Linked DNA regions of Homo sapiens: region 1 is linked to region 2. Evidence: chromatin loops called from intact Hi-C (ENCODE). Cell type or tissue: CD4-positive, alpha-beta T cell. All regions are shown on one strand. Each heading gives the region's core, and the rest is flanking DNA. Links, peaks and the distances in the headings are about the cores only. Region 1 overlaps MBNL3 (muscleblind like splicing regulator 3). Region 2 overlaps MBNL3 (muscleblind like splicing regulator 3).

Evidence for each region. Peaks named below come from ENCODE experiments on the same cell type or tissue, not always from the same donor. Only the 100,000 strongest peaks of a DNase experiment are listed, where the experiment ranks them.
Region 1: a loop joins it to region 2, with 7 times the contacts of the local background. A loop is called at or near these places in 5 of 110 quality-filtered maps.

Annotation. Positions count from the first base shown.
Region 1 is chrX:132,426,305-132,438,742 of GRCh38, forward strand. The region is part of intron 2 of MBNL3 (muscleblind like splicing regulator 3); the gene reads right to left. It overlaps RAP2C-AS1 (RAP2C antisense RNA 1), which reads left to right. Exons shown (of 3, transcript NR_110410.1): 3 at 3,509-6,507. Among named protein-coding and RNA genes, the nearest start is that of MBNL3, 57 kb to the right of the region's middle. In CD4-positive, alpha-beta T cell, for the core only: no CTCF peak of the experiment used is centred there; no DNase peak of the experiment used is centred there.
Region 2 is chrX:132,475,308-132,487,745 of GRCh38, forward strand. The region is part of intron 1 of MBNL3 (muscleblind like splicing regulator 3); the gene reads right to left. Among named protein-coding and RNA genes, the nearest start is that of MBNL3, 7.5 kb to the right of the region's middle. In CD4-positive, alpha-beta T cell, for the core only: no CTCF peak of the experiment used is centred there; DNase peaks (open chromatin) are centred at 5,394 and 5,814; H3K4me3 peaks cover 1,114 bases; H3K27ac peaks cover 2,378 bases.

The DNA.
Region 1 (12,438 bases), core at 4,843-7,342, 48 kb before region 2:
TAGGCTGGAGGGAAATATCCACTGCTTTCTACTTAACCATGTTGGCTTCATCTGCATCTCAATTCCATCGCTAGTTTTCCCTTCCCACCACCACCATCTAAATCAAAACCTTAATATTTCATACCTTCAATACTTCAACAACTTTCTAAGAGGTACTTCCTCTTGCCAGTCTCTTTTTTTCTGTCATTTTTTTTGCACAAGCTGATGGTGTCATTTCTCATGCTTCAGCCATTCTGACTTAACATTCAACTCCCCAAACATATCACAGTTTTCCCCCTCTATCTTTGCTCAGGTTATCCCCTCTGCCTGGAATACCTTCCTATTCCTTCTTCAAAGAACACCTCAAACAGTGTCTCTGCCATGACTCCATCTTCAACCACCACTGCTGAATATAATCCCAGTCCCTACCTGTGCCCTTGGACTGTTGTAGCTGTTAGTTTGTATCTGGCTTATGGCATATAACACAAGTAACCTCTTACTAAAAGGTCAGGCAAGAACCACATCTTTCCTAACTTTGTATTCTCCACATTACTGAGCCCAGTGCCTAACAAGTAAGAGGTTGCAATAAATGTTTGTTGAATGAATCATTTCTTTGGGGAATTGAATGTACATACAATTCTTAATGGATTTAACAGGACTTTCAGCATTAAATAACCCCTGACATTTATACAAATCCTTCTAGGAAACCACAACCAAATAGTCTTACAAATTCAGTGCTGCTGCTTGCTCTCATATGAAGAGAAACAGAGGTAGTAGGATTCCCATGACATAAGGAGCCCTTGTTAGAACTGTTATGTGTGACAAGGCAGCATTTTCGATGTTTATGCCACTTGCTGATAGAATGTTTCATTTCAGATATTTTCAGTGGTTACATCTAGAGTTCACCCAAGAAAAAGGTATTTTCCAAAACTACTTCTCAGGCTCCTTTGAAAAATGAGACAATATTCCAAAGTCAAATTCTTCCTACAGTGGGGTACTGGGAGATTAAAGATGGCTATGGTTTTAAAATTTGTTAGTAATACTGAAGTTAAGACTGAATTTGGTTCTATATAGAACACTTTTTTTGGTTAGTAAAAAAAGTAAAATAACCAGGAAATTGCAGAAACACTAGAGATTACATTTTTATAAAAGCTGGAAAAAATTAAGTTTGTTAAGTGGAACAACTCCTAGGATAGGTATTTGTGAAATATTTAAAACAAGAACACAGAGTACATGAAGCTATTAAAAATCCTCAAATTGTTACTTCGGTTTTACTATCTTTCACAAATGGGAAGATGAACAAAGATATTAAGACAATGTGACAATGTGGTCTTAAAACAATGTGGTTTTTAAAAATGAGATCTCTAAAAAGTATTTGGAGCTAAGAGATTATTGATACTACAATGTAATCTACTCACTGTATTTAGATGCATATAAAAGATGGTTAAAGAGTTTAAAGTCACAGAAAAAGGTTTTCTGTTTGCATTTTTGCACGCTAAGACAGAAATTAGAACATTACTACCGTTCCGTTAGCTAACAAATCATGGCTGATACATAGGACATGTCTTGTTTTTTGTCATATTTAATGGAATTAAAGGGAATTTGTCATATGTAATACATTTATATTACTGTGGACTTTACATTTTCAAATTTTTGTACAGTTTTCAACGTGGAAACTGCCTTCATTGTCCACTATCTACTCATAAGAATATAGGTAGAAGCAAAGCCTAATTTATTTTCTACCAATTTCCAGTGGGTTAAAAAAAATTTGAGCTTCAACAGAAAAAAAGCTTATTTATGATATACAAAAATCCAATTTAAGGCATACATTTAAATGCCTATGACCGAGTTATAGCTGCAAAACTGTTTCTAACAGATAGATTCTATAGCCATATCTACTTAACTAAATAACATATTAGACATGACATTAAGCAATTTTACATAATCTCATCATAAACAAGATACCGAAAAATGATTTACTCTATCTCTAGATACAACATGGTTCAATCCAAATACTGGAGATCATTTAGAAAATAAAAGGATGAAAAACAAATGGAATTGTTTACTGACTTTAAAGAAAACAATATCAAGAAAGATGGCAAAAAATGTGAGATAAACTTGTAATGACATCTAGCAATAAAACTTGACCCTGGGGTGAGAATTGAAGGCACAGAAACAAAAACATTGAAAACCCAAGCAGGACTGCAAATCTGGATTAGACATCAAAAATTAAAAAAAAAAAACCATAAATTTAAGAAACTGAAGACCGATTATGTAGCAGAATAAACACTGAAGAAAAAAAAGAGTATTTACAGAAAATAGCAGACAGCTAAGATTCCTCTGGAATATATAACCCCATAAGTCAGGGACCAAGTGACACACTGAGAGGAAAACAAGGGTCACCTCAAGGATGGTACATGCAGAAAGGTCATCTGCAAGGGCAAACAGAACAGTAAGTAAACAATGTTCTATGAATAATGTCATGTTCCTAGAAGAACTAATTGCTATTTCCGGATGCACAGAAGTACCTTGTATCCACATTTCGAAAAAATCTGATATAGAGAAAAAGACTTCATTTCAGCTATGCTACATGAAGAGATTATTTACTAACCAAGTAGGATCAGATGTATATTACCCTAACATCTAAGAGTTTCTTCTAGACAAAAGAGTTGAAATATAATAGTTTTCAAATTTCCAATTTCCAAATCTCTCCTACTTAATGGAGTTCCTGTAGCAAAGGGTCAGTATTAATGGTAACATCAAACAGTAGTTGGGGAATACATGCCTGGCCCTAGCCCAAGTCTTTTCTCACCAGATGCCCAATTACAACTTGGCCAGGAAGAGATGATTTTGAGCTATGATCCCATAAAACAACACTTTAAATAAGTTGGATTAGATTCCAAATTATTGTATAAAATACTTGACCCATAATAAGGCTGAATTGCTACTGCAATATTTCAGCTGATCTATGACAGGTTTCTTCCTAGCTGGCCAGGGCATTGTACTAATGAGTATATAACAGAATCAGACATCAATGAGTTTCATGCAGTGAAGATGTGATACACAGCCACAGTTACAATCCCCAGTTCTGGTCAGCAAACTCAACAATGCGGTGTTTGGGGAGAAGGATGGACAAGGGAGCAGAGACAGCTCAGTGTTCTGACACTCAGCAATTAAGCAAAGTTTAGTATCACAAAGTTAGGTAACTTTGTCTAAAAATTCTTCTCTTCTGCCTTATTTTCAAAACAAGTTATCCAAATAATTGTCCATGAACTAAATATGAAGGTTAATAAAGTCTTAATCTAAATTATCATGAATCAGAAACAATAAAAGAGGGAGGGATTAGCAAAGGAAAAGTTGGCTTATCCACGCCTTACTTTATAGTGCAAAAAGTAAAGGAGAACCAGAAAACTTCACAGACAGTCCCAATGTCATGTGGAGCAGCATGACTGTGATAAGAGCTGGATGCTTTTGGTTTACTAAAGCAATAGCCTAATTGATGTTCTCTCCATTTCCTTCTTCTCCACAGGAAAGAAGACTGAATAATGATTGGAAGAACGCCGGAGTCATCAAGCTCTTTTGATAACTGCATATGTGAACTAGGTCAAGTCACTCTCCCTCAACGGATCACCAGTTTACCCAACTGTAAATGGCAACAATTTTGAACTGAACGTTCTTCCTTCTACAGCCAAAATTCTTCGTTTGCTAGGTTTGTGAAGTGCTTTTATATGTATGAGCGCTTTCTTAACTATGAAGATATCTGAGTCATCGAACTTTTGGTGGGGGCAATCTCATGATCAGTCATGACTAGATTTTAGAGTTTTCTCATCCCCATACTCAAAGTTTTTTTTTTAAGAATAAAAATGAAAAGAAACAATACCCCACAATATTTCTGAGCCTCAAAGGACAGACTAAAAAAGCTAACTTTTAAAATACTTCATTTTGAAATAATTTTGAACTTACAAAAAAATCGCAAAAATAATACCTGGAGTCCCTGTATACCCTTCACCCAGATTCCCCTACTGTTAAATACTTACATAACCATAACACAATTACCAAAACCAGGAAATTAACACTGGTACGAGACTCTTAACAAGAGATCTTATTTGAATGTCACCAATTTTCTTCCTAATGTTCTTCTGTTCTAGGATCCAATCCAGGTTCCCACATGGCATTTATTCCTCACTTCTCCTTAGTCTCCTCCAATCTGTGACACTTTCTAAGTCTTTCCTTGTCTTTCATGACCATGACACTTTGGATGAGTACTGGTCATTTATTCTGTAAAATGCCTCTCACTTTGTGTTTGTTGAATGTTTTCTCATGATTAGACCGAGACCATGTCTTTTTGGCAGGAACATCACAGAAATGGTGTGTATCCTATCTGAGGGTATGTGATATTGATATATCTTATCACTCATTATGTTAACCTTAAACACCTGGTTAAAGTGGCATCTGCTGGGTTTCTCCACTGTAAAGTGACTATTTTCCCTTTATTTATTTATTTTAGAAACAGGGTCTTGCTGTGTTGCCCAGGCTGGAGTGCAGTGGCACAATCACTGCTCACTGCAGCCTCAATCTCCCAGGCTCAAGCGATCCTCTGCCTCCTGAGTAGCTGGGACTACAGGCATGCACCATTATGCCCAGTTAATTTTTTTAAAAATGTTTTGTATAGACAGGGTCTCGCTATATTGCCCAGGCTGGTCTCAAACTCCTGGCCTCAAAAGATCCTCCCACCTCGGCCTCCCAAAGTGCTGGGATTAAAGGCATGAGCCAGCCACCATGCCTGGTCTATTTTTTATTGATAAATGAAATAGACCATGCCTGTTCTATTTTTAATTGATAAATATCCTGGGAGAAATACTTTGGGACAATGCAAATATCCTGTTTCTCCTCCAACTTTTACCCACTGATTTCAGCATATATCAGTGGATCTTGCCTGCAACCATTATTACCATGGCATTTGCCTACTAGTGATTTTGTGTTTCCTTCATTTGTTCTCCATTTATTAATTGGAATTCTTCTGTAAGGAGGAGTTGTCCCTTCTCCCCAACTTATCCATTTATTCAATTTTTTTTGTAAACTATGGACTCATGGGCATCTATTTTATTCTATGAGCTATAATTCAATACTGTCATCATTTAGTTTCTTGCTCAAGTTATTCTAACTTCAGCCATTGGGAGCTCCTTCAGACTGGCTACTATGCTGTCTTGTCATGCCCCCACCCTTTCTCTAGCACTTTCTTACATTCTTACACCAAAAGACATTACAGCCTCATCTTGTATTTTCCCTGCTTCTGTCCAGAATTAGCCATTATTCCAAAGATCCCGAGTTCCTTTATTGGAGAATGATATTAGACACAAAGATGTGGGTACTAAGTATACTCGTTGCTGTTGGGGTGTTAATTGCTTCTAGGGCTTCCCAAGACAGAGCTAGGAAATGAAAGCATACATAATAACCCATGCATACACACAGATCAATATCTATTCCTGTATCTATCTGTATACATACTCATGTGTCCTTTCTAATCCACACCACGGTATTCATCCTAACCTTCCCTTTTTATTTTTAACTTTTTTCCTCTGATAGTGAGAAAATAGGCTCTCATTATCTACTCTATATACATTTATTTGTTCAACCTCAGTATCTACATACTTACATATGCCTGTGAGGAACAGATTTACTAACTAGAATCCTGTATTTGTGTGCAATTCTTTTTATCTTTATTATAAATATAGCACCTCCAGGCTTCTTTTTATTAGTGTCAGCATGACATAGCTTTTCCCATCTTTTTACTGTTAATATTTTAAACTCAAAAAAAGCAAGGAGGAAAACAGTATGCTACTATCTGTGTGAAAATGGAAAATAAGTATGGATATATTTGCTCATATGTATATATATAATATCTATGGGAGAGGGAAAACCAAAATATCAGTTTGGAGGTCAACTGATTAACTGGGGAAAAGAGATGAGGGGAAAACTTCGCTGCATACTCTACTATCGTTGAAATTTCTTAAACTTTTTCATTGAGTATAATTCACAAATCATAAAACTCACCCTTTTAAAGTCTACACATCAGTAGTTTTTAACACATTTATATACAAAGTTGTGTAACTATCATCACTAATTCCAGGACATTTTCATCACCCTTAAAAAAAAAGCCATGTACCCATTAGTAGTTAATTCCCATACCCCTCACCCCTCACTCACCCATCTACTGCCCTTCACAAGACCCTGGCAACCACTAATCTGCTTTCTGTCTCTATGGATTTGCCAACTCTTGATGTTTCATATAAATGGAATCACACAATATGTGACCTTTTATGTCTGGCTTCTTTCACTTAACATCATGTTTTTAAGGTTCATCCATGTTGTAGCATGGATCAGTACTTTGTTCCTTTTTGTAGCTGAGTAATATTACATTGTATGTATATACCATATTTTGTTGATGTACTCATTAGTTGACTGTTTTTCTAAATTTTTGAATTATGAAAATATCCATTCAAAAATTAAACTTTAAAAAATAGAAACAAAATGAAAAAGCCCTTCTCATAAAAAACAGAAAAATGTAAAAAAAAAAAATCAAGCAAATAATGTATGAAAAATAACAACATACAGAAAAGCTTCTTTGACATTTGCCAGGACTCACAGACTCAATAGCAACTTACACTCGCAACTAAAATTTATTACAGCTTGGAATACAGAGGAAAAGTAACAGGAAAAATATACGTATCAGTAGAATCAAGAGAAGCCCAGCACAAGCTTCCAATGTTCTTCCTAGTTCGAAGCCACATGCACAAGGACTCTCTCTCTCTAGCAGCAAACTACAGAGGCATGTATGGAATGTCTCCACCCTGGGAAGCCCAGTTCTAGTCTCAAGGTCTGAGGTGCAGATGGGTCCTGGTCACATATGCACAGCCTGCTACCAACTGGCCATGGCAACTGTAATGCAGGACCCTAACAATGAATCAGTCATCAATCTTGATCTTGAGCAAAGCAACCCTGACAAGCTGTTATGGCATGGTCCATTGTTCCAGGTGTATACAACACAATAACCAATCAGTGACAAAATGAATGGTGGCCACATTCCCAGGGGATAGTTAAGGTTTCCCTGGGAGACATGCAAAGAGTAAGCCACCAAACCTGCTATATTAACTCTTTCCTCACATGAGATTTCTTTATTGCTAATTCCCCATCACTGGGGTATGAACTGGAGTTGAGGTACAAGTCACAGAAATAAGGGAGTGAAGAATAGGGATTGGGCACCATTTGACTTCTACTTCACCTATAAACAGGAGTTATTTGTCTTCGTGGAAATTATTCTCTTTTCCACTTAAAAAATATAAAGACTAGACACCTCTGCTTTGTGTGGGCTTGCTTTCCCCCGATTATGTCAACCTTTCCAGCTCCTGGAACAGGATCCAAAGTCCTCAGCATGATACACAGAGCCCCACCTGATCTCCCCACCCCCGGGACCTCCCTGCCCTCATCTCCCACTGCCCTCCCCCTTCATGGCTCTGCTCCAGCCACGCTGGGGATCTTGAGTTTCCTCACACACACCAGGCTGCCGCCAGCTTCAGGGCCTTAGCTGTCGCCATTCTCTTTGCCTGGAATGTTCTTAGAAATCCTCTTCACTGTCCCCTCATCTCCTGCATGCCTCTCCTCAAAGGTCACCTCACTGGAGGCCTCCTGGCCACTGTATCTAAAACAGTAGCCCCTGCCATTCTCTGCACCCTTTCCTCACACCTGACAATGTATTGTTATCCTGAATATTTAATTATTTTTTACCTGCTCCTCCTCCAACTCCCAATGAGAATGTCTGCACCATGGAGGCAGGGACTGTTTCTGGTTCACGGCTAAGTCCCAAGGCCATGAACAAGAAGGGGACAGCTGTCACACTCTGCAGTAGTATATGATAGGCACACACATATCACATCACTTCTAGGACTGCTCACTCTCCAGTGTTCTGTCTTTCCAGTGGCTTGTTGCTGCTATTTTCTCTGTCATGCTCTTGGTCCATTTTCCCTTGCTCTCTTTCTTAATTGACTATAATTATAGAAGTACATTACCAATCACTTCTAAGATGAACACTTGTTCACTTTTTAACATCTAGGACATTGGGATGCCCATTACGATCAATGGCATATTGTAGGGGATGATGAATAAATGGGGGACATAGTTATCAGTTTTTACAAAAGAAAAACTGGTCATGTTACAGTGGAGAAATCCAGTAGATGCCACTTGAACCAGCTAATTAAAGTTAACATAATGAATAAGATATATCAATATCCCATACCCTCAGATGTCATGCACATCATTTCTGCGTGTGGGTTTCTTTTTTATTTGTCAAAACCACATGATCTCAGTCTAATCATGAGAAAACATTCAACAAGCACAAGGTGAGATGTATTTTACAGAATAACTGACCAGTATTCATCCTAAGTGTCATGGTCATGAAAGACAAGGAAAGACTGGGAAAGTGTCACAGGTTGGAGGAGACTAAGGAGATATAAGGAATAAATGCCATGTGGGATCCCAGATTGGATCCTGGAACAGAAAAATAACATTAGGAAGAAAATTGGTGACATTCAAATAAGGTCTTGAGTTTACTTAAGAATCTTGTACCAGTGATAATTCCCTGGTTTTGATAACTGTGCAATGCATGGCATGTAAGTTGTTGACATTAGGGGAATCTGGATAAAAAGTATACAGGAGTTTCCTGTATCACTTTTGTAACTTTTCTGTAAGCCTAAAATTATTAATATTTCAAAATAAAATGTTTAAAAGGCGAGGCTGAACTATCAATATGTATTTGTTTGGGTACCATTAGGTCGGTGCAGAAGTAATTGCAGTTTTTGCCATTGCTTTCATGGCAAAAAACACAATTACTTCCGCACCAACCTATAATTGTAATTCTATTTTCCTTTCAAAAGAGGTTTTTGAAATGTCCAAAATAGCATTGACTTTTACCAGTCAAAGATACTTCCCTTTAAAGGTTAGCATCATAGAAAATAGAGATCCTTAAATAAAATGTTATTTTCCTTGACTCTCAAGATGACAGCTGCTGCTTATGTGTCTTTATAGTGTAGACAGACCTCTCTGATGGAGCTGATAAATGGTGCTAAGTCTTGCATAATCCAGTGACCCTTGGGATTGTGTTGCTAGGCATCTAGTTTCTGGTAAACTTTCCCTTGGCAAATAGGGATGAGTAAGTATTCAGTCAAAAATAGTCAAATTTTAAACTAATGAAAACTGCTGTGACTAGTGTTGCTATTGCAGAATATACTGGTAACTTGGGCCAGTTTGACCTACAAGGATAGATTCATATCGATATGCTTATAATATTTGACAAGGTTTCACTTGTCAAAATATTATTTTTCTCGTGATCATATGTGATTTTGAAGACATGGCATGTGACTGTTTTATGTGCATTCCTTACCCAGTTCCCATTTTTTAAGGAATGTATATAGGTTAGCTTGAGTATCCTCTAACTATGTCTGCTGCTATGGCCTTTACCAGGAAATTCTTGGCACAAAACTACCCAAAGTGGTAAGAGGGGTGGACAGTTGTGATGGGTGTTGATCTGTCATAATGAAATAATGACAACATTTATATCCTTCCTGGATAAAAAGTGACTGATAACACATTGCTTCAAGTATAAAGGGAAAGGTTCAAGACATCATGATATTGCTGAAGCAGAATAACTTGGCTATGAAAACAATCACAAAGATTGATTTCGTTTTAAAAATGATGACCCTTCGTTAAATCCAAGGAACATTCACTAAAAATACCAACCTAGATCAATGGCAAACTGTAATATCAAGAAATTGGCATAGAATGGATTAAGCGATACTTTGAAGAAAACTTTGGAGACAGATTATGCCAAGTCCACAAGGCAACAGAGTCAAAAACAGCTGCATACCAACATGATATGAGACCATTCTATGTAGCTGGAAATTAATCCATGGACTACACTAGATTTCCATTTGAAGATGGTGCTGCCTTCATCACTGAGCACTCAACATTCATGGATTGATAGGCACAGCACTTCAGCACAATACACAATCAGCCATCCAATTTGCCCTTCTTATTTTCATAACATTCCCTCATTATGAGGTGAGTTAGAACATTGTATCTGTTGTACCTGTTATTAAGGCAATAACCATCATCTGGTAGAGTAGCTAGTACTAATAGAATTCTTACACAACAACAACAAAACAAAACAAAAACAAAAGCAGCAGCCCAAAACTCATCAAATGATTGTTTCAGTTATTTAATCACTCATGAGAGAAGAAATAGTACACAGATGAAGTTCAACAGTGTTTCAATTATAAAAACTCAGGAGAAGTAGGAAATGCTGCAGTAACCACTGAGGTATGTTATTTGTATATTATAGATATGATACTAGCACAATGCACATAGGTCAATTACCCTCAACTTAATTTAACCTTCATGCATGTCATGGATAAGAACTACAAAGCTCTTGTGCAGACATGGAACTTTGTTTAATGTGCTATCTAAATGGCAAATTAAGTAATTGTTTGAACGGCTTTACATATTTGAAATATTAAGGTTTTCACTAAAATATGAGAATGTAAGGATTATGTAAATCATCTTTACCCTGTGTGACTGGTCATCAGGATATTAACATGATGCAAACATTACTTTAAAAACACTAGATACAGTGAGTAGACAACTTATTTAAATAATTAAGTGGCTTATTAATATTCATTGGCTATTATCTATTTTGTCTCTGAATTAAACACCTTCCAAGCTCTAAAGTTGTAGTGCAGCACGCATTTTGTAAACAGTCACCTTCCCTAGTACTTTTCTTCAAAATGTTTAGTTTATGGCACTCTTTTGCCTTTAAATGGAATTACTGACCTGAGTTTATTAATGATTAGGAAGATCACATGTCTCCTTTCACATTCTATGATGTTTGGAAAGATAGAATTTACAAAGCCTGCAAGGAACTCTATATCAGAGTAACCATAAAAACAGTTATACTTAGCTTGAACAACTAATAACACACAGCAACTAGATTTGGTCATGTACATTTGGAACATGAGTTTGTAATTTTAAATAATAAGCCCTAACTAAATAGAACTTTGTTAAAGAATGCCTACAACAAACATTTAGTTGATAGGAAGAAAACCTTTTATTTAATTCACTTTTATATTGATATATGGTTTTCCATTTGTACTAGCTTACTGCAATCTCCACAATAATCACAGAAGTTAGGTACAGAAGATACTATCTATCTGTTACAGATGAAGTTACTCAAGGATTGTGAGGTTAAGTTGCCCGAGGTCAGATACAGTAGTGAGGCTGGGACTGTACCCCAGATCTCCTGAAACAACAATGCAAAGTTTCTACTGCAGTTCCTGACCCTCTATATGGACCAGATGAAAGATACCTCATTTTTCCCCCAACTAACTCAGTATGCTTTTCCACTTCAAGGCACTGCCCAATCCTGTAGCTGCAGATTTAAATAATACACAAAATAATTGTAGATGAAACTTAAATGAAACCAAAATGAAGAAAACAAAATAAGTTCTTTAGTCATAATGTCTACCACAAATAAAAGCAATTCAGAGATTTTCAATGGTAGGAATTACCTTTATCTTTACAATAACAAGTTTCTATTCTTAAAATGGAATGGTCTGCAAAAAAAAACAAAAAACAAAAAACTAGTAATCACGAAATAAGTAAAAGTAACCCTTTAAGTACTACAGGTTAAGCATCTTTAATCCAAAAACCTGAAGTATAAAATGCTCCAAAAGCCTCAACTTTTTAAGTGTCAACATGATGTCACATGGGTGGCTGAGATAATGACGCTTTTGTTTTCTGATAGCTGAATGTACACAACTTTGTTTCATGCACAAAATTATTTAAAATATTGTATAACATTACCTTCAGGCTATGTGTAAAAAGTGTATATAAAATGTAAATGAATTTCATGGTTAGACTGGAGTCCCATCCCCAAGATATCTCTTTATGGATATGCAAATATTCTAAAATCCAAAAAATCGAAAACACTTTCAGTCTCAAGCATTTCAGATAAGAGATACTTAACCTGTATATCGCTTAAGAAAATGTTTCCTGAGGAAACCATCACACGAAGGGATACATCTCTGTTAGCCAATGCAGCCATAAATAAAAATGTTAATGAGGTAAAATTGGTCATGATGAAGGTAAAACAATATCAAGAAACTGAAAAAGTTCTTGTTAAGCTTAATTCATTTTGACATATTTTGAAAAAAGTCTCAGATGCATTGTAGCAAATCTTAATTAAACCAGAAATCCATTATAATTTATTGCTTCTATGTTTTAATTTATACTTTTTATCCTTAATTTAAGGATAACTATGAATAACACATGAAAATCAGTGCATTTTCTTTTTCTGCAATCATATACATCCTGTCCTATATAATACCTCATCTGGCCTCATATTTTGTTTAT
Region 2 (12,438 bases), core at 4,334-6,833:
GTAACAGATTAGTGTTGGCTTGATTTATAATGAAATAAATATCTTCATGGATGGAAGAGGCAGGCCATGGGCCATTAGATGGTTCCCAAATGATGAAGCAAGACAGAGAAGAAATGATTGTGTGTTGGGGGGTGTGTTTTATACAAAAAGTGAGCAGGGACTTGAGGATGCAATTTTTAGCCTGATATCTATTAGATGCCAAAGAGAGTATTTGCCCAGCTAGAACCAACTGTATTTCATAACTTAAAAAAACTGTCATAACAAAATGAAAGTACCTAGCAGAGCATCTGGCACACAGTAATTGTTCAATAAATGTCAGTTGACTCTGAATAAACACCTATTACAGGACGTTTTTATTGGGTGTGAAAATGGGGGTTCAAATTTTATTCCTATATATAAACTCCTGCCTACAGATACTAAGATTGATTTAAAAGTATAATACATTCCTGGAGGTGAAGGTGGTTGTAAACACTGTTTCTCCTGCCACCCAAGTGCCACAAGAGCCAAAGTCAAACTGCCTGGGCCTGCCAGCATAAGGAAATGTCAAGGGAAGTCTCAGGCCTCTAACATCTTACATGGTTAAATTCTATACCATTATTCACACCAAGCCAATCAGAAAGGGACCCTTAACAGCACAGAACCCATAGATTTTTACTGTACTTTCTGACTTCCTATTTCTTAAGTCTTTCCTGCTCTAGAAAGCAAAAAGTATAAAGTCTCAGAAGTCTGGATGCATGCTTCACAAGAGTCTCCTTATAGGGGTCCAAGGAAACCTTACTTATTTTCACTTAAAAAACCTGCCATTTCAAGAGGGTTTTATTTTCTTCTGTTTTAATGATTATCCAACATGAGGAATAATATGAGCCAGAGCTCCTCTCCTGGATCTGAGATGATCAAGTGTTTTTTTTTCAACATGATTATATTTATTTTTATTTTTTAAAAAATGTTGTGAGTACATAGAAGGTGTATATATTTTGTTTTCCTTATGTCCAAATCATTGCAGGCTTCCTGAGAGTGCTAATGGTTGCAATTCTTGGGAAGAAGGGGTTTCCCTCACTTACTAGTTTAGGGAAAACTCTGCTAACAGCAATACAGCATTTCAACCTTCTTTTGGATTTCATGAAAATGAGGAATGCGGTATAAGGAGTTCTCCAAACAAAATGTTAGGAAACCATGCAGCTCTTTCTCTCCTTCCTTTCTCCTCCTCCATTCTACAAGAAAGTTTGCCTTGACAGTCTCATTGCCTACTGAAGGAAATTTCCACTTACAATAAACAAAACAAACTCACCTGTCAAAGGTCTTGAGTTCCATGTATACCTTAAAGTTTCAAATGTAATATTATATAAAACGTCACAATATTTCCCAGACAGCCTGATGAAAGTTAGAGTGCTGCATGAAATGAATGATAAGTTGGTGTTTAGTTGGCTTGAGCACTCCCTCTCACAGAGCTTTTGCTTATCACTATTAATTTGTCAAGCATCCCATAACAAAAAAATCCCAGAAGGCTAACGTGAAAAAGGTAGCTGACACCCAAAACAATGACTAATTTTGTTTGCCTAGAACAGTCAACTACATGCTTGTTACAGCTGAAAATCCTGAATAACTCACACTCAAACCCCCCACACCTTATTCAACTGACTCTATACTACTCTGTACATGTTTACAGTGAAACAGATGCTTATGGGCAAAGGTATCCTATAACCCCCCAAAATATGTATTACTGCTTTCTAAAAAGCTTTAACATCAGAATAAGAAAGAATTAAAACCTTTAGCTCTCAGGATCAGAGCATGTATGCAATTTCACCCTTCAACATTTTTTAGTTTTTATCGTCATAAACAGAATAACGGGTTTTGTTGGTGATGATGTAACCCTTTATTATGGTCCTTAATTTGTTTTACATCTCATTTCATAAATTGATTGCTAATTACACAATCAGTAGATCTGTAAGTCTTTTTCTATTCTTAATCTTTAAATGTATTATATCTGAGGAGGGAGATACAAACTCACAATGACAGAGTTTAGTCACTAACTCATAAGAAGCTGACATTACATTTTCAGAGCAGTAACTTCAGTTTAACATTTAAATATCTATAAAGCCTTATTGTATGTCAAGTCTCAAAGTTGAGGAAGCAACAGTGCTTTAAGGCTCTGAAGGATGTCCACAGGAAGAGACTTTTGGGAAAGAATTCAATATGTCCCAGGCAGAAAGAGATTTAATGACAATGGGAGGGAACTGCAGGAGAGGTGAGGGTGAAGACAAACTCCTCATGATCCTACTGGAGATGCAATAGTACCCCCGGAAGGCAATATTTTCCTCCCCCTGACAATTATTTAATTCTAAGGAATATGCACAAATTGGCCAGACTTCTAAGGCCAGACTTCTCCTAATGGGTTGCATTCAGTAGTTAATCTCTTATCTGTTCATGTGAGTGAATCTTATGTTTTCCTACTACTAGGCTCAATACTCATTAGCACAAAAAAAGTGATTGGAAAGACTATGTGGCTATTTTCTTCTTTATTTCTGTAATCTTTCCCATTAATATTTTAGGTATATTTAACAGACTTTCAGCTTATGCCTCATCTACAATTTTAAAATTCATTTTAAAGTGTGCCTTTGTTCACCGCAGAAAAAATAGACACCCACAGGTTTTTTTCCCAGCATAAACATTTATATTTATGAATCAGCTTGTTTTCTTCTTGCAAACACATTCTCTTGCTATGACCATTTTTGATTTATGAAAATCAAAAACAATTTTTGAGCCCTTTAACTTATATTTAACTTATTAAAATGAGCTTGATTTTCTTCCAACATTTAAAATTTTTGGATAATTCTTTTGCCATTCGAAGCACCTCACACCCAATTGTCCCAAGGTTTTTAGTTGTCATTTTGTTGTTGTTGTCGTTGTTAAACATCCGTTTTTGGCTTTTGTTCCCAGATAGTTTTATTTTCAGTGTCCCAATGTTCTAGCAATAGCACTTAGTAAATACATAATATATAAAGTTTCTGCCTTCAGGATTGCAAAATACCTTGGACATTAAATCTTATAGCACATCTATAGCAATATCTTACTGTTCAGTTTGAAAAGCAGACACATAACTATCAGGGTACTGAACCAACAGCACTAGGTATGTTATCATGAAAGCCTTCAGCATCCCTTGACCATCTTCCCTTCAAAAAAGAGAGGAAAAATATTTCTGACACAGAAATAACATCCACTAAAACACTGACTTTTAAACCTTTCTGACGGCAACAAATAGTAAGAAACACACTTTACATCCTAACTCAGTAACAGGTGCATGGATTTGAAATAACAGTCTCACCCAATATATCTAATCTTACTACATGACACATGTTGATATTTTCTTACTGTCTATTTAATGCAATTCTGTTTAATAGAAATGCTAGTCACAACCTACTAAATGGATTTCATTATGCACTAATGAGTTGTTGCCTACCACTTGAAAATTACAATGATAGAATAAATAGGCTTTTCTAATACCACAAGGTAATGCTGTTGGCTCCAAATACAGTAGAGTAAACCTATATTAATTTTGACACCACTAGTTTAGATTGTGATAACTGAACCTGAATCAGCTTGAAATATGTATTTTAGATTACCTATAAAGAAAGGTTTTGCTAAACAAAATAATAATGTCCGGGCCCGGCACGGTGGCTCACGCCTGTAATCCCAGCACTTTGGGAGGCCAAGGCAGGCAGATCACCTGAGGCAGGAGTTCAAGACCAGCCTGGCCAACATGGTGAAACCCCATCTCTACTAAAAATACAAAAATTAGCATGGTATGGTGGTGGGTGCCCATAATCCCAGCTACTTGGGAGGCTGAGGCAGGAGAATCGCTTGAACCTAGGAGGCAGAGGTTGCAGTGAGCTGAGATTGTACCACTGCACTCTAGCCTGGGCGAAAGAGTGAGACTTCAACTCCAAAAATAAAAATAAATAAATAAACCCATACATACATACATACAGCTGTGTTGCTAATTATAAATGTTTGTAAATATTCAGGCCAATCTACTTACAAAAAACGTTGTTTGTTCTTAGTCCAAACCAGTTTCTAAATCGAATACGGTCTTTCATCTGAGCTTTCAAAATTTTAGTGTATCTTAACATTCAAACTCAAAAATGTTCAAAAATTAAAATCATATTTTGAAATATATATTTTTTTGTTCATCAGCCGCTTTTTTGTTTATAAATCTGCTCTGGGCATCATCTAATAATAACAACAGTAATGAGTATACGGTTTATTTGTGGAACATTTTAAACTTCAGAAAACCCTTTCACTTTTGTGAACTGGTAATGACCAGCAATCCCTGGATTACTGAATATTTAAAAAGCATGTAATGACATTTGCCAGACTCAAAAATGAAACTTAATATTTGGTTTGTTCTGCATGTAACAGATTACTCAATCCCATGAAGAAATGCAGGTGTCTGGCCATCAGTGATTGCCTCTATTTCAGAGATTCAGCCCACCCCTGCCATCCCCCCACCAAATTTGGAAGATATGAAAGAAATTTAAATTTCAAGATAAAGGACCAAGCCAAGTCATGGAGTCAGGGGAGTTGGGGGTGGGGGGCGCTGTCACATAGCCTCCTTTATATGGAGGTACCTACCAAAGAACTCAGAACAGATGTTTGTCTTTTATAAACATTTAACTTTTTAGCAAATTGAAGGCTTAGGAAGCTAAGGGAGTGAAGGGCAGGCCAGGAAGTCAGGGATTCCTGGATGTGAACCCAGCCTCGATCTTATTCTGTTTTTGCTCTAAATCAATGCCAAACTGTTCACACCTCAGCTGCTTTATAGCAGGCAAGAATTATACTGAGGACAAAACTGTTTCCTGGAAATGTCATGGGTTAAATGATTACTATTACAGCTCTCAATGGTACTTCCACTAAAGGCAAAGCACTCTTCATGTATATTATTTACCTTCATTATATTACGAGATCAAAGTAAAATATCTGTAACCTGCTAAACTGACCCTGAAAACAAACCATTCTTTCCATTCCTTTCCAAGTTTTTGTCCACTTTACTAATGATGAGTTATTCAACCAATTAGGAAACTCAATCATGTGATATTAAAGGTTTTCAAGTAGCTGTAACACCTCTGAGTTAAGAATTATCTGGCAGACGTTAATGGCAAATTCAGGGCCCTCAACTTTATTTGGCCAGTCTCTATTGGACCATCGACCTATAGGAAATGCCCTCCCATCAAAGGCCCGATTTGGCAACCTATGAGAAAGAAGTAGTTTGTCCCTGTTAGGAAAAGTAGCTCCATTGTCCATATGGATGAGGAGGCACCACATCCATACCCAGCTCTGCCCATGGTGCTCTGGGCTCTTCAAAGGGCAGAATGTGGTTTCACTTTCTCCCCACTGCTTCATGAGAAAAGCAGCCTGGTCGCTTCCTGGCATTTAATGAATGGTCCTCTCTCCGTGGATTTGGACTGTTGGTCCTTCCAACCAGTCATTAGCTGGCAGGAAATGCCCTCCTCAGCAATCACTATTGTGTAAATAAAGCCATAAACTTTCGAAGGCCCATGCAATCCCAGACCACAAAGCTGCACGTGTGGTGGGGGAGGGACCTTGATTGTAAAAGCACTGCCTTCCAAATTAAACTCAAACCACATGATACAGTTCATAAAATATACAAAACATGCAGCCCAGTGACAGATTTATTGTGGCCTTACAGAATAAAGAAAAAAAAAACTCTATATGGAAAACACAGCTACTTTTGACTCAAATAGCCGCCAAACAGGAAGTTAAAAGCAAATCAGCCAGCTGTGGCCTCACTAAGTTATGAGGGAGCCCAGTGCAACCAGCATTTCCTGTCATTGCTTGTCACCGTTTCTGAGTGCCTCTGTCTGAACTGTTTTCTTAGATGGCTAAAAATATTACAGAGATTTCTTTGGGGATAGACACAAGGCAACAAGGAGGCCTATTATATGATCTAGGCTTGAAAGTGAAAAATGTAACTTTTATCCAAAAAACATTCACTTAACACAGGTTACAGATTCAGTCACTTGAACCACTGCATTTTAATGAATATTGGAATAAAAGCCCACATTTGTAAAAGAATTTAAAATCAGATCTTAGGTTGCCTAGCTGTTTCCTGTTAATTTAGAATATATATTCAGAACCACAATTTTCATGTGCCTGATTAGTAAATGACAGAGCTGGAGACTACAATATCCCAGAAATCTAGCTTCTTAGAGTTTCTCTCATCATCATCATCATTGTCATCCCACAAAATGACTTGTGCAAGTTCAAAGTATGTGCATGAGAGTTCTCTAAATCAAATCACATTTTAGATCCTTTTATGATGTGATGATGATGATGATCACACTCTTCACAAAATATGGAGGTAGTCTTGTCTTTTTTTCAGCACTGTGAAATGCCAAGCCCTAGGACACATCTTTCTAGCCTATCCACTTTTCAATCACAAAAGAGCTTTGGAGGGGGAGTTTCAGTTAGAAAGCAAAAGCATTCTGCCCTGGTATTGTTGCTGCACTGAATCTCAGCGCATCTATATGAATTCCCCAGCAAAACCAGGTTATTAAACATGGGGTAGAGGGGCAACTTGCGAGTCAGTCAAAAGTCCCACCAAAACATGGATAAACCTGGAGGACATTGTGTTACATGAAATAAACCAGGCACAGAAATACAAATACTGCATGTTCTCACTCATATGTGGAAGCTGAAAGAGTTGATCTCATAGAAGCAGTGAGTAAAACAGTGGTAACTAGAGCCTGGGAAGGGTGGGGGTTGGGGAATAGCCAAAGGCTGGTTAATGGACACAAAACTATAGCCACATAGTGGGAATAAACTGTAGTGCTTTACAGCACCGTTGGGTGATGATAATAACAATTTAGTTTATGTTTTCAAATAGCTAGAAGAGAGGATTTTGAAAGTTCCCAACACAAAGAAATGACAAATGTTTGAGGTGATGGATATGCTAAATACCCTGATTTGATCATTACACATTGTATGCATGTATTGAAATATCACATTCTACCCCGTAAATATTACAATTATTGTCAATTAAAAATATACATATAAGTTTATAAAAAGAACTCCCAGACCCTCCCTCTAGTCAATCCACAGGCTTTAGCCCTTCCTCCTCATTTAGATGGGTAACACTGATTTTCAACTCATCTTCTATGGCGAGCGGGACCTACCCTGAACTTAAGTTTAGAGGCAGACATGGAGCCCTTCACTGCTCATACTGGTCTCCTCCCTGGTTCTGATGTCATGTCTAAATGTCGTGATGACCATTTACCTAAGGCCTCAAATTCACAAACTGCCTCACATGCAGATGTTTAACACTATCTCCAGATCAGGTTATGTATTTTGACCCTACATTTTCATTTGCATTACAATGTTAATTTAATAAATGTAAACATATAAAGTACACCACAAAAAAGTCCCGCCAAAATCCAAGGTCTTTCTCAAAAAAGGCCCTCCCTTGACGAGCCTGTCAATCTGAGTCTGGCCTTGACCCTGGCTTCAGAAAGCGAGCAGAGTGCATATTGACACAGCCTCAGCCTCTGTCTGCAGCTGAGGCCGCTGCTATAGGCATTCATGAAACATATCAGATTACACAGGCATGGTACCCCAGTCCCTCCCTAATGATTTTATTGGGAAGTCCTTAAATATAAAATGTAACTCTATAACATGTACTATGTTTCACTTCATATATCTGGGTGAGCTAATAAGGTTTCTCTTCATGTTGTCCAATTACTTAGGGGAAAATGCTGACATAAAGGAGTTGGGAGTTTAATTTTTTCTCAAAATCACTTCTGAAAGAAATGCCCCCATCCTTTCTTCAGGATCCTCATGGATCACAGACAGCAAACAATTTTTAAAATATCAATGTACCCTTTAACAAAACAGCACCCCCAACTGGGCCATTATCAAGTGCCTACTTTTCAGAGGACGAATACAAACTCTTCACTTGGGTACTGAGGTTAAATGTGATCCCCACCTCTGTGCCATGGGTCTTGTTGAATTTGTCATTACATATTTTAAATGGAACTCAGAAAAACCAGTGTATAGTATATGAATCCAACCTTAAAGCAACCACCTTAATATTATATATTGTGACAATCCCATTTTCCCCATTGGTAAATTAAGTAAGGAATTATTTCACGAGATACATGTCCAGTTAATATTCTACAGGGTGCTTTTGTTTTGTGTTGTTTTGCTTTCCTGCGTAGAAGCTGAGTACTACAAAACAAAAGGTGAAATGTAAGCTCTCTGGTTCTTTCACTCTTTCATTTTGCTAATAGACTACCCCTCCCATGCCACTCTCCAACATAACCTCTTGTTTGGTTACTTTGTACTGCCACATAAGGAGAAATTGCAAGCGCTAAACCTAAAGACTGATTATCCTCTGGGCACAAAAGATGATTGTGGTGGATCTGAAATGACAGCTCTTGTCTCTTCTACTGTGTGGACTTTGCTTTCTGTACACAATAAAAAGAGGCACTATTCATACCTGTATCTTGGTAAGTAAAAACCTATGCAAATCCAGCCTCTAAATGGGCAATCAACATCTGACTGAAAATGAGACAGCTCCCAGTGTCCTTTTTGGATTTTGTCTGTAACTTCATCACTTCCTAAACTATACATGACAGGAGGCATCAGAGTCACAGTATTTCTGATTTTTTTTTTAAATTTTTAATCTGGTGAAACAGTTAAAGAACTGTTTCTATGTAAACATTTCTTTGTAATGAAGACTGATATCCCTGGGATGTGGGGGAGGTATTCTAAATGCAACTACAGGTGAAAGAAAAGTAGCAGCTGGCTTTCAGGCCAGTCCTCAAGGTCTCAGCCCCAAAGCTGGCACTGCTTGCATCTCCCTGGACTTGAGTTGCTACTGTGGCCTCTAGCAGAACAGTCATTCAATCTAGCGTTCAGTCTGCTTATTGGTGTTGATTTTTCTTTTGTCAATAAAAAACAGAAATAATGCTACAAGGAAGAATGTTCGTAACATGCAAAAACAAGTTAGAAAGATTAATCTAGTCTTTCATTTATTTAACAAACTTTTACTGAGAACCTACTATCTACCAGGCATTAGGGATATGAGGTAAAGAGACCCAATAACCTCTGCTTAATGAATAGTTACTGGTACATTCAAGGAAACCTGAGTAAGCCTGAGGAAACCTTTCTCAATTTTCCACACCAGTTGAAGGCAATGCCAAGAAGCTCAGGATTCAAGAATCCAATGTGGACAATTTTAAGCTAATTTGTGATCCTAAATGGAAAACAAAATCCAGCCAACTATCAGACTCCAGGATGCTCCCATGGCTTAAAGAGATCAAATGACCTCTAGTCTCTACTGCCAACCCCCTGCATTTCTGTCCAGGTTGCCTTTTCTCTATGGGAGGCCCTTTATTTCTAAGCCCTTCAAGTTCACTCACTGTCTGGGCAAAAAACAAACTCCTGCCTCAAATCAGAAAACAAATAATTCCTTTTCCTCATGAGCCAACTTAATACTGATGCAAGTAAAACTTGAGAGTTGACATAATATTTTAGGAAGCATGTCAAACTGAGTCCTATGCTTGGGCTTCCTGAAAATCACCATACACATACAAAGGGAGAATACACACGCGCACACACACACACACACACACACACATTTAAATCAAGCCTCCTTTTATTCTTGCTTCCTCTTGAGTTCTGAGCAAAGCATCTTTTTATTTTTTATTTTTTTCTGAAAGTTAACTGCCTGGAGTTGAACATTCAAAGCCCTGGTTCTTTTCCTGAGCCTCAGAGTGACATCACTATATCAAATATTTATAATAGTTTACAGTGAACTTTTTTATTTCATTCTTAGAATTGGAGGAATACTGTAAAAATATTTTCCTATAATCTTCCAGTGAGAAAGCAATGCACATCTGTATACATTGTTTTGAATTGACCACTAATTTGTACACTCATGTACGTGTGTGTTTGTGTGCCCAGGCAATTTGGAAGTCCCATTATTTCTCAAATAAAAATGATAAGGTCCTACTTCCCAGATTGTATTGTTTTCTCCATCAATCTTTTAAAAACAATGTCACTCAATCTAATACCAAGCAGATCTAAATGATGAGTTAATAATGCATTTTTACTACAATGATCTGAAAAAATATTTTCTTATCCCTTTCAGGTCATGTGGATGTTATTAACATCCATTAAGACAACTGATACCTTATTTATCCTAATTCTCAAAGTTGCCTTTCCAACACTGTCATTTGGCTATCTTGAGGCAATAGATAACCATTTAGGAAGAACAGAATGTCATGGAACCATCTGGTATCCTTAAGACCTAAAAGCCCACATTATGAAAGATCTAATTGCTTTCTTTCAGTTATAATTTATGTTTGTTTGCTGGTTGGTTAATTGACAATTAAACAACTTGCTCCCAGACACAGTTTCTTCTCTTTCAGGAAAAGTGTCCATCTCATTTTAGCTGAGGCTCGGGTTTCTTTCTATATTTGAAGTGAGAGCTATATCACACCTAGAGAAAGGCAGAAAAATCCCACAAACACAACTTCTGATTTCTATTTTCTTGATATCACATACATTTGAATGAGGAAAAATCCATCTGTTTTGCCTAGTAGACAATGTCATAAGAAAACTCACCAGCATGGAAGAACCTTGATGAAGTAAAGGTGAGTGTAGCCTTCATGCTCTTACAGACACTTGATAATGTTAACATGGCAGTGACCATTATCTAACTTTAATTACAGGATGAAATTACTTGTCAAAAATGTACTATAACTTATGTACTGTCAGCTATGCCCCAATCCCTGTTTGTAAGCCTATCAGGCAACATTATTTATTTGAAAACAGAAAAATTCTGCCACCTTCCTGAATTTATTGTACTATAAGCAGAATAAAAGTAAAATGTTATCAATAGAAATCTTCATCATTTTAGAGCTTCTCACTCCATTCCCTCCCCTCGTCCCTCACACATAAAGGCAGCTGGGTGGAGAACAAAACTGTACTAAACTATACTGTCAACATCTGCACAACAGTCAAGAGACTGTCACTGTTCCAGCATGTGTGGTACTATACAATCACTCAAAAGACAAAACCTTTTTTATTCCCAAGCTGCTGTGATACTGGGAAGTATCACAGTGAAGCTGGAGAGATAATAATACACCTACTGGTCAAAAGCATGAAGTATACAAGTGCCTGGAAGTACAATGAGAGGCAAGAGAACCCTTTAGAAGCAAATACAATGCAGACAACTAGGGGAATGTACATTCTACTCTTCTTTGAATGTTTAGGTTCTTGTGAGTGCATAAAAATGCCTTCCGTTTAAATTAAAAGCTGTACCCAAAATCTATTCCACTGTGAGTTTATAAGCTATTCTTCTTTTTAATGTAACATTTATTAAGCACCTAGTTTGTGCAAAGCATTATCTAGGTAGAGGGTGGTGCAAGAGAATACCAAAGGTCCTTTGCTACCAGCTCATAATCATAAAAAGCAGCTGTTGTGAAATGCCTGAAGTGGACAGTTGAGGAAAAAAAAGGTACTTTATAATAGTCCTGGGAGTCATTACGATTGCTTAAAGTAGCAAAGGAAATTAGAGAAATGAAGTAGCTCTTAGAAGTAGAGCAAAACATGCAGTCACCACCTCTAGCCCAGCACTATATCAATTATCTCTCAAAACATTTTTTTTTTACAAACTCCTTCACTTATGTTTTCATATAAGGTCTCCAATCTCATCACTGTATGAGGCAGCAGAATGTTAACTGGCAAAATTTCCTAATTTCTCTGACACCAGTTTAGCTTGTCTATTCTGGCCTCAAGGTTTAGTATTTTCACTTTTCTTTCTTTCTTTTTTTCTTTTTTTTTAAGGATGCATTTGGTCCGAAGTCTTTTAGCAGCAAGGTAGCACATCCGGAAGCAAACAGTACTGAACTGGGATCTAAGTCCATAATCACTAAAAATGGGAGAAGTTGCTTTTTCTCATCCTCCCTTTACCAAAATGCAAGTGTTTATTGCTCTACCTGCAGGAACTCTCATTTTAGACATGAAGCAATGAATTGCCCCACATACTTCTTTCAAGAATAATATGAAAAACTGCTGAAAATTTGTTGTATAGTAATTCCATTGTAAACAGTTTGGTTGTTTGTTTCTAGGTAGACTACAGCACCTGGGCAGAAAACTGCACCATGCTTTAATAAGGGCAAAACAATATTTTTCTCCCTTTCCACACACTTGCTAAATTTAGTAGCAGAGCGTCTGCCAACCAAGTAGTTTCTACTGCTTTGGGAGAAGGAGTGAACAGCGATAGAATATTATCAGCTGAGCTGTGGGCAGAAGCCCATTTTAGTCTATATTTGAAGAAGTGTTGGTAAATATGAAAGCATCCCCCAAAAGTATCGCACATTAGAAAAAAGTTAAAAATTATTTTAAAAAGTAGTTAAA